Linked DNA regions of Mus musculus: region 1 is linked to region 2. The links are chromatin loops, found by intact Hi-C in ENCODE. Cell type or tissue: left cerebral cortex. All regions are shown on one strand. Each heading gives the region's core, and the rest is flanking DNA. Links, peaks and the distances in the headings are about the cores only. Region 1 overlaps Tor1aip2 (torsin A interacting protein 2). Region 2 holds the start of Abl2 (v-abl Abelson murine leukemia viral oncogene 2 (arg, Abelson-related gene)).

The links. A loop is a pair of places that touch in the nucleus more often than their neighbours do. Peaks named below come from ENCODE experiments on the same cell type or tissue, not always from the same donor. Only the 100,000 strongest peaks of a DNase experiment are listed, where the experiment ranks them.
Region 1: it touches region 2 in a loop (6-fold over the local background); 1 of 42 quality-filtered maps calls a loop at or near these places.

Annotation. Positions count from the first base shown.
Region 1 is chr1:156,037,589-156,042,960 of GRCm38, forward strand. Tor1aip2 (torsin A interacting protein 2) reads left to right here. Exons shown (of 7, transcript NM_172843.4): 2 at 3,487-3,546. Among named protein-coding and RNA genes, the nearest start is that of Tor1aip1, 3.8 kb to the left of the region's middle. In left cerebral cortex, for the core only: a CTCF peak has its summit at 2,642 (motif pointing right); a DNase peak (open chromatin) is centred at 3,269; H3K4me3 peaks cover 1,478 bases; H3K27ac peaks cover 1,159 bases.
Region 2 is chr1:156,555,315-156,560,686 of GRCm38, forward strand. It overlaps Abl2 (v-abl Abelson murine leukemia viral oncogene 2 (arg, Abelson-related gene)), which reads left to right and starts at 3,473. Exons shown (of 12, transcript NM_009595.3): 1 at 3,473-3,891. The coding sequence starts at 3,735. In left cerebral cortex, for the core only: a CTCF peak has its summit at 2,898; DNase peaks (open chromatin) are centred at 2,970, 3,419, 4,112 and 4,266; H3K4me3 peaks cover 2,301 bases; H3K27ac peaks cover 1,732 bases.

The DNA.
Region 1 (5,372 bases), core at 78-5,077, 520 kb before region 2:
AAGTGCCTATTTACACAGTCAACAATCACAAAAATTCTTTAATAGATGTACAGCAGTGAAAGGATATAAATTTTTGTAGTGTTTATATTCTAAGCTCATAAGGCAGTGTGTGCAACAGATGACTAAAGACACCTGGGTGCTGGCTTGTTAAACTCTGGTTTGAAGGATACATGAAAAAGAAAGTGAAGAGGTTCTATACATAATTGGTCAATCAGAGAAAATGAGAGGTTACAAAGATTATTGGATAATTGGCATGTGCTTTGTTTTGTAATTAAAAGTACTTATAAAGTAGTTTTATGAGTGGCTTTTTCAAAGAAAAAATAAGGATGTTAAAGTTTAGAGGCAGTTAACTTCGCATTTAACATAGATTTGCTTAGGATTTTTCCCTCTTGCCTAGGTCATAGGTATGTGTCATCTTTAGAAGCTGTCACCCACACCTAACAACTTTGCAAAAAACAAACTTGGATTACTATGAGTTAAAGCCAAATTCTTGTCAAACCAGATATTCTGCTGTAGGTGTTTTCCAACCTCTTTTGAGCCAGCCTTGAATATATTCTAAAAGATTATTATAGACAGTAGATTCATTTCCAGTATTATAAGAGATCTTTCTGGGCCATGAGTGTGACGATCTGAGCTTTGAACTTAAAACAGTTTCTTTGGGAACTAGAAAAATGTGGAAGAATGAAGAGTTTTACTTAGAGAATTTGCCATATGTTAGAGAAGACAGATGCACAAAAATAAACTGGTATTAACTGGTATGTGTATCTGACAAAATTATTTCTAGAAATCCTGTGTTCTTTATATTGGCTCTCTAAATTAAGCAACTTTTACATTAAAAAGAAAATTGTGTATAGGTGTTTTGCCTGCATGTATGCCTGTATACCAAGTATGCCTAGTGCCAATGGAGGCCAGAGGAGGGCATTTGACCCTGGAATTGGAGTTACACAGTTGTTAGCCACCATGTGAGTGCTGAGAATCAAACCTCCATCCTCTGTAAGAACAGTCAGTACTCTTCAGCAATTTTAAATGAAAGTATTTTATTGGGGAGGGCTTTTCAAAACAGGGACTAATGTAGCCCAGACCGGCCTAGAACTCACTATATAACTGAGGCTAGCCTAGACCTCCTGATTCTCTTGCTCTAACCTCCCAAGTGCTAGGATTACAGATATATGTCACTGTCACCATGCCTGGCAAAACACTTAAAAATATTTCTTAATTATTGAAAGATCGAGGAGGGTGGATTACCTAAGTCTCTCTCTCTCTTTTTTTTTTTTTTTTTTTTTTTTTTTTGGCTTTTCGAGACAGGGTTTCTCTGTATAGCCCTGGCTGTCCTGGAACTCACTTTGTAGACCAGGCTGGCCTCGAACTCAGAAATCCGCCTGCCTCTGCCTCCCGAGTGCTGGGATTAAAGGCGTGCACCACCAAGCCTGGCTGCCTAAGTCTTAAGAGTACTTACTGTCCTTGCTGTTCCCAGCACCCACATGGCGCCTCAATAGCTTGTAGCCCAGCTGTAGGTGACCTGATGCCCTCCACTGGCCTCCGTAAACACCAAGAGCATGGTTCACATTAACTCCCATAGCTGCACTATACACATATAAGTAAAATATTGGTTTATTATGCATAATCACTTTTTTAAAAATCTTTTGGTTTTTGGAAATAGGGTTCCTCTGTGTAGCTCTGGCTCTGTAAACCAGACTAGCCTCAAACAGAGATCTGCCTCTGCCTCCTGAGTGCTGGGATTAAAGGCCTGTGCTACCAATGCCCGGCTGCATAATCATGATTCTGATTGGGCAAGGAAATACTATGGGGATTATGGCTTTTGTAGCAAAGGACAAAATTGTTAATAAGGAAAGGAGGAAATTCTTGGAATGCATAGCTCAGGTGACAAGCACCAAAATGTGAGTTTTAGCCCGGTGTTGTGTAAACCATACTGGTGGTACAATCCTTTAATCTCAGCAATCAGGAGGCTAATCTCTGTGAATATAAGGCCAGCCTGGTCTACAAAGTGAATTCCAGGACAGTCAGGGCTACATGGAGAAACCCTGTCTCCAAAAATCAAAACAAAATGACACTTTGTAAATACCTTGAATTCTAGCACTTGGAAGGTAGAAACAGCCTGGTCTTACAGTTAGCTCCAGGCCAGCCAGAGTTACATGGTGAGACCCTGTCTCAAAAAGCCAAAATCAATTTTCAAAAACCCAAAAGATTAAAATACTTGAAATAAACTAAGGGCATAGTAGCTGGTTCCACTTATTCTCACAGGGAAAAAAAAATACGGTGTAAAAATTAAAATCGAGCTGGAGCTTGGCCTAGCAGCACAGGCCTGTTAATCCCTACACTGGAAGGAGAATCCTGAGTTTGACTCTGAGACTTAGAATGAGTTCCAGGTAAACTGGGCAACTTAAATCCTGTCTAAATAAAGGAAAACTTTTAAAGATTTGTTTATGTATATGAGTACACTGTAGCTGTACAGATGGTTGTGAGCCTTCATGTGGTTGTTGGGAATTGAATTTAGGACCTCTGCTGGTGCCAGTCGGCTCTACTTTCTCAGTCCCTGACTCGCTCCAGCCCAAAGTTTTATTATAAGCAAGTACACTGAAGTGTCTTCAGAAGCACCTGAAGAGGGCGCCAGATCTCATTACAGGTGGTTGTGAGCCACCATGTGGTTGGTGGGATTTGAACTCAGGACCTTCGGAAGAGCAGTCAGTGCTCTTACCCGCTGAGCCATCTCGCCAGCCCAAGTAAAACGTATAGAGATACATCTACCTCTGCCTTCTGGATGCTGGGATTAAAGGCTGTATCACCAAACCCCAAAATAATAGCTATTTTTGCTTCGTAGTCTATTATCGCCTGTTAGCAGACATGCTACTTATACTTAGGTGCTCATAACAACTTCATGTGGGTATGAAGCCTTGACCCCGCTGACCCACGCGCAAACTGAGATTTAGATTAAGCAGTCATTTTGAGGATAGCCTCTAGTTAGGTTAAGAGGCTGAGTTCAAAGTCGTGACTGAGTGGTGCTTGCCACTATCGTCAGTTACTGTCTCTTAACTTTACTTTGAATTCTAGGAGTCCATTTTAAGGGACGAGATGGTCAGAGTCTTTGAGCCTGTTTACAGCCACTTCCACCTTGAGAAGTGGTGCAGGCTGTGTGGCTGGATGATGGCTCTCACAGAGGCCAGCACTAAGGTTCTAGGAAGTCTAGTGGGAGGAGCTGGGAGAGGTGGGGCCAAGGGACTACCTATCCCAGCATTCCGCGGGTTCCTCCCTGCGGAGCTCACGTCACGTGGGCGGTACAGGCGACATTCTGCCGTGGCGGCTGGGGGTTGCAGACCAGCGCTGTGGAGCTGGAGGAACGGCCTAGTGGTACCGCTGATCCTGACTGTCCCGTGTTTTAAAACCTGGCTGGAAATTGTAAGTAAGCAAAACTAAAACATAACTTTAACATATTTTTGTGTCTGAACTACTATTTTCTCCTTTCAAAAGGTCTTTGAGAAAGGATCCCTCCCCACCCCCACCTCCCCTACGGCACAAACAGAAATCGAGGTAGGTTGGGATGGGTCTGTAATTTCCGGGAGGGTGCTGAGAATATACCTGGAGTCTTTCAAGCGTAAAACGAAACAAGATGAGAGTAGATTTTTGATAGGGACTTCAGATGAAAGGTAAATTTACTTAAAAGTTTTGAAATGTAAACGAGAATTCTCATTGTAGGAGTCCATTTCTCTTATCTCGCTGCGTAACTAAGCCTTAAAAGAGAACAGTTAAGGTTTTTCAGTTACTAATAATGGTGAAAGAGACAAACTTTGAAACTCGTAATTATTTTACTTAACCTACTTATGTACTCAACTATGTTTCAAACCCAGCTTTAAAAAAAAAAAACTTTTCTTTGAACAAAATCTGTAGTAGTCTCTACTTTATCAAATTTTATTCTTGTTTATATAGATCCAGGGCTGAGCTAACTTTCCTAACTAAAAATGCCAGTTTTGTTTGTGTGACCTGACCTTTTTTTTCCCCTTGAAGATACGGTTTCTGTTTGTGGCCCTGGCTGGCCTCGAACTCAAGAGATCCACCCACCTCTGCCTTTGGAGCCCCGGGATCAAAGGCATGCACTACCACACCCCGAGTACCTGCCCTTGGGTTTAAAAATGGCTTATTTAAATGTATAAGAGGATTTTGTTGTTGTTGTTGTTGTTTTGTGAAGGCTACAGCAGGGACCCAGAACTACCAGGTTTATAATTATACTGTATAATTCCTTTGTAAATTGAAAATGATTTAAGTAGAGAACTTTGTAGTAGACAAAATAAAAATGTTCTAGGAAGCCTTTTGGATTGGGATAGTTGAAACAAAGCAACCTGAGGTTCTTTATGAAAACTTTTGAGGCCCTGAAGTGTCGAATGATCTGGATGCAGAGTCCACTCCTAGATAAGGAGGTTTGTTGCAGTTATCACATGACCTTAGCTGACTCATTTAAGCTCTTTTTCTTAAAGTTCCCCTCCTAAGGTAGAGCTACCACACCTAGAGCTTCCATAGTAAACAAGTAGCTAGACGTAGCTGGTCACTTAAGGAGTAGAGAAGGAGTTTTGATTTGTTTGCTTGTTTTGTGGGGGGTTTTAGTTTATTTTTCTGAGCTAGGATCTCCGTTATATATCCCTGGCTTACTTGGACCCACTGTTAGGCCAGTTTAAGGTAAACTCAGAGACCACAGCCTTTGCCTAGTAAATAGGGTTAGAGAGTTGTACCCTGATGCTTGGCTGTTACAGTTGTGCATTGTAGCCTGCATGTTATTTTAAACCAGTCCAAGGAATTAAAGTGCTTCTTAAATTTCCCAAGGGGAAATTTGTTTAGAGAAGCCTTGTCTGCCTTTCACTTTCCTATTAAACACTAAGGCCACTGTGCAAAACCCACACAGTTGGCTTTCTGAAGCCTCCACCCATGTTTCTGAAGCCTCAGTATCCCTTGTAAGTTGACCTACATATGGCTTTTCAGCATAGTTCTCATATTTTATCACAGATTTTGTGCAGTAAGACAAGCGTTTGTCAATAAGGGTATCTTGAACAGTGATTATGCACATGGACTTTGGAGTCATAACTGATCGGGCTTCCTGAACTGTCAGTCAGTCCCCTGAGTGAGGATTGTAGGACTTTAGCAGATAAGAGAACTACTTCAGAGTCTGTTTCTTTAGTAAAGTGGAGAGTTTTAGGGTCGTTTAGAATATTTAACGAAGTCATTTAAGTAAAGAAGTAAAAACAGCTATTACTAAATGTGGGGTTATTTTTCCGTATACAATATTAGAAGGATTATATATAGGACATGATTTTGGTAACCCAGATAGAAATGAAGAAAGTTCATCTGTAATTTCATAACTTTTACAG
Region 2 (5,372 bases), core at 237-5,236:
CTGATGGAAACAGATGCAGAGACCCCACAGTCAAACATCAGGCAGAGCTTGGGGAGTCTTGTGGAAGAGTGGGAGATAGAATTGAGTGAACAGGAGGGGTCAAGAACACCACAAGGATTCCTACAGAGTCAAGTAACCTGGGCCTCAGGGGGCTCACTCACAGAGACTGAGCCACCAAGCAAAGGACATGCAGGAGCTGGACCTAGGCCTCCTACACATTTGTAGCAGATGTGGAGTAGATGTGGAGCTGGACCTAGGCCTCCTACACATTTGTAGCAGATGTGCAGCTTGGGCTTCGTGTGGGGCCCCTAACAATTTGAGCAGAGGCTGTCTCTGACTCTGTTGCCTGCCGTTGCTTCCCCTTTCCCTAACTGGACTGCTTGGTTGGGCCTTAGTGGGAGAAGATGTCCCAGGGTGGGGTGGTACCCGAGTGAGGGCTTCCCCTTCTCCTCAGAGAAGGGGAGGGAGTAATGGAGAGAGGGACTTTTAAGGGTGGGACTGGGAGTAGAGGAGGGGAGCAATTGGGATGTAAAGTGAATAAATAAATCATACACACACACACAAATCAAGCAAGCCAAAATTCCAGCATGAATTGAGGAGGCGCTCATGAGGCCCCACTTCTAGCTGAGAGGTTATTAATAGTTGGTGGCTGCTGGGGTGGGAGAGTGGTTCTCTTTGGGGATGTGCCCATTGGTAGGTTGGTTGTCCACACTCAGGGACAAGGGCAGAGGAAGGGCTGAGAAGTGGGAGGATATGATCAAAATACATGTGTATACATAGGACATTCTCGGTAATAAAAAACTGTATTAAAACATAACCAGAAAGGAGAAGACAGAACTAGAGGATCCACTGTCATTGGGGAATCTCTGTAAACAAGGAGAAGACAGAACTAGAGAATCCACTGTCGTTGGAGAATCTATGTAAACGGACTCTACAAGCACTGCTCTGTTGCTTTTGCTTTACTGTTTTTTGTTTATTTGAGACAAGGTTGGCCTCGAACTTCTGAATCTTCCTCCTCTGCCTTATATTTTGAGTGTGTGTGTGAATAATAGTATATATTTACATGAGGCTTTGCATCTGCCTGGATGTTTGTGCCACCACAGACGGTTTTTTTCTTTTACAACAAATATGCTTTTCCTCCTGCCCTCTCTCCTTCCCTCTTTTCTTTTCTTTTTTTTTTTCTTTTTACTTTCATGCTTGTTTTTATAAAAGGTTTTGCTATCTATCCTGGGATGGCTTGATTTCTGGTTCCAGCCTTCAGAGCTTCTGGGGTTGCAGGCATATAACTATCCCTGTTCTGCTAGAGCTAAGTTTTGAGTTTAAGCCTTCTAATTTCAGAGTCCCTGCCCTTAACCACAGCACTGTTCTACACAGCAATTACTGTCCATCATTCACGAATTAGCAGAGAAACCAAACTGTTGTCACCAAGTTGAAATTCCACGGGTAAATAAAAAAGAACAAACAATAAAAACAAATCCTACTTCTATGATCATCTTTGTGTTTTGTGAATTAATCTCTTCAGTAACTGTAACCACTTTGTGAATGAAAAGAAAATAAATAGTATTTGGGGCAGCGTCTTGCTATGCCACACAGGTTGGTCTCACTCAGATTCTCGGCCTCAAGTCAAGTGTCTCCCTGTTTCAGCTTTCTTAGCAGTGCGAGTACAAGCCCATAGCATAACATCGAGGTGTGTGGCCACTTTTGTTCTCAGACAGGCTCTTACGATGCACTTTAGTCTAGCCTTGAATTTGTGATCCAACTGTCTCTGGATCTATTATAATAGTGGTACAACATGACACTCAGGGGAAAAAAGGGTATTTTAAATACAGATAGACTTTGATATAAATGAAAATTCATATTCCATCCAGTGCTAAAGTGTAGTGCTTCTTTTCAATGGGAACTAAATTCCGTTGTCTCTGGCTGTACCCTGGGTGGCGATGAAATAACTTAGAGTGTTCTTAGTGTGGGCACATGTGTGTGCGTGCCGGTCACAGGACAACTTTTACTGTCAGTTCTTGCTTCTTTTAAGACAGGGTCCCTTAGCCACTGCACATGTAAGCCAGGTTTCTGGAGACCCCCTTATCTCTGCCTCCCCCCTTCTTGTGGACCAGCTGGGATCACAGAGCTTGGGCTGGTGCATCTGGCTTTTCTCTATGACCAGTAGCTGCTTGTGTGGGTCCTAGGCAGCAAGTTCAGGTGGTCAGGCTTGCAGTGCAAGTCTTCTTTGTCATTAACCCATCTTTCCCCAGCTCCTAAGGCTCTTTAATAGTGAATATCAAAATCAGCTGGAGTGGGGGGCGGTAGTAGCAAGTGGTAGAGCACTCACCTGGAACTCAAGGTCCTGAGTTTGAGTCTCACCCACATGCACTTGTGATCTTACACCATTCTACAAAAGACATGTATGGGGAATTATATCTATTTTGCTAATTCTTTTCTTCCCCAGGGTGGTTTTCCTTGGTTTAAGCAATGGCTCCAGTCCTCATGGCACATAGGGTGTACATCTATAAAAATAGCTTCTCTTCTGTCCATTTCTCTATTTAGACCCCAGACGGTGAAGATGAGTAAGTTTTGACTCAGAAACAAGGTCAAAGTGATTTATCTTTTCCTTGCCAAAAAGGAGGGCCCAACCTGCACTGAGAGGAAAGCATGTCTGTGAGAAGAGTCGCTTTACTGTCAGGCATTTTATTTATTTATTTATTTTAAAGATTCATTTATTTATTATATGTTAGTACACTGTAGCTGACTTCAGACACTCCAGAAGAAGGCATCAGATTTTGTTACAGATGGTTGTGAGCCACCATGTGGTTGCTGGGATTTGAACTCGGGACCTTTAGGAAGAGCAGTCGGCGCTCTTAATCACTGAGCCATCTCACCAGCGCCCCACCAGGCGTTTTAAAGTAAACAGAAACACATGCGGGTAGGTCGATGGTGGAAGAGTTCAAGAGAAATCCACGGTAGTATGAAGAATTGAGTTCTAACCGCTTTGCCAATAAGACGGCAAAGTGCACATCAAGAAATAATTCACCGAATTAAGTTAACCCCGCACTTGACCATCTCCCCGTGAATTCTGTACCATTCCAAACTTCATTCTGGGCCCAATGCTAAGTGTGTGTGAAGGGCTCCTCAATTGAATGGCAGCGAAGCCCAGGGATCAGGAGCCTCAGCTGTTTGGTGCTGAGCTGCGCGGCGCACGTGGTGGCTTCTCAGCCTCTTCTGATTTGACAGGTGGAGGTGGGACGGGAAAGGCCGGGCGCCCACAGTCCTCCAAGTGGGGCAGTGTGTGGAGCCGAACGTGGGTGAAGGTAGCAGTAAAAGCACTCGAGGGCCCTCGAAAGCTTCGCTGACCCTGTGGGCCCCGGCTTCCACCCAGCGGGGCGCGGCGCGGGGCGGGGCTCCGCCGAGCTCCGCCCACCGAGTAGCGGAGGTGCTTGGGCGAGAGGGGGGCGGGAGACGCTCTGTCCCACGCTCGCCCTGTGCTCGGTGGTTTAAAGATGGCGGCGGCGGCTGGGGCGAGGAGCCGCCGGAGGGGGAGGGAGAAGGAGAGTCTGTGAGTCGCTGGGAGGCAGCGCGGCAGCGGCTCCGAGGAGTCCGCGTGGGAGCCGCCGGCAACTCCGGCCCAGAGGGCCTGGGCTTGGGCCGGAGAGACCGGAGCGGCGCCAGGAGCTCCGGAGGCCGGAGCAGAGGAGGAATGTGAGCAAGGGTCGGCGGGGGCGCGGGAGTACGCGAGCGGCGGGATGGGGCAGCAGGTGGGCCGCGTCGGGGAGGCTCCGGGGCTCCAGCAGCCGCAGCCGCGCGGGATCCGGGGCAGCAGCGCAGCCAGGCCCTCGGGCCGCAGGCGGGACCCGGCGGGGCGTACCGCAGACGCCGGCTTCAACGTCTTCACCCAGCACGGTGAGTGTGTCCGGAGCCGGTGGAGGGCATGAGGGAGGCCGGGGAGGGGTGGGGTGGGGTCGGGGCGAGGTGCGAGGCGGATGGGCAGCCTTCGGGGGGCGAGGGCTGGAGGGGTGCCCGCGAGTGGGGGCGGAATCGGCTGCCATCTGGGCCAGTCACGGGAGGCGAGGCACACCCCTCCCCCCGCCTGGCTGGCAGCGTCTGGGGGCGGCGGCGGCGGCGAGCACGAACCGGGGTCTTAGGGACCCAGGCTTGACTGTCCTGCTATCCTGGGACAGGACGGGGCGACTGTGGAACTGTGGATGGTATCCCCAGGGAGGGAAGGATGAAGGCAGGTATGAGCTCAGGTTCAGGAGGTGGGAGGATAAACCGGTTGTGAACGACGGGAACGAGTCGTGCCCTGAGGAATTGGGAAATAGGTACTGAATCTTTAAGAGATTGTGGTGGCATATTCGGTATGTGCTTTATGAACCAGGCGGTGAGCAGTGTCAGAATGGTGAACTGTGAAACCCTTTTCCGTATCTTTTTACTTTCAACAGAGTATTTTCTCCAAACTAGAAATGAAAGGCTTTGCCAAACCACCCTGTTCTGCCTATCCGAGTAGGACACAGGATTCTGAGATGGCTGGCGGGGCTGTCGATGGGTGGGCATGGTTAGGGCTTCCTTCCATGTGGTCTGAACATGAGTTTTTCTTTGAGCTGCATTGGTGTATACATATGTGCTCCGCATAGTCTGGGACTTACTCGGTGTCATATTCTTCAGAAGGGCTGTTTCTAAACTATTTAAAATTATATTTATTTTGTGTGTATGTGTATGTGCGCACACACCCATGTATGCAGAGGTCAGGAGACAACTTGGGGAGTCATTTCTCCCAGGTATTAAACTCTTTATCAGGCTTGGGGGCAAGTGCCTGAACTCTAGTAAATACAAATTTTGAGCACATACTCTTAATTTGTGTGTCTTTATTAATATAGACAAGGTTATAGTAATTAACAAATAATGTAATCAACGGTCAGAAATAGAGTATAAGAAAGGGTGCCATGAGGAAAATTAAGTATAGAGCCTTGTAAATTAGTGACAGTGTACACAGCTTATGTGAGGCCTGAGTTCAAGCCCCAGTATCGAAGAAGAAGAAGAAGAAGAAGAAGAAGAAGAAGAAGAATGAATGAATATTTTTTCCCCTTGATGCCAAGTGGATTCTTTTGTTCTTCCATAGTGTGTTGTTGACCATTTTTAAGAGCATTGTTCTAGAGGAGGGCAGAATAGAGAAGGAGAAAAATATCAGAAGCCATCCTAAGACCTGAGAGGCTGGTGATGGAGATGTAATATCTGTAGGAAGGACCGGCTAGCAGAGGTAGCAAGCTGGTTTCATTGATAATATGTACAGGAGTGAAGTGAAGGATAAACTGTCCCGCTGCACATAGCTCGGGGAAAGGGAAGGAGAAGAAGTGTAGACTAGTCACGGGAAAGGGCGTTTCAAA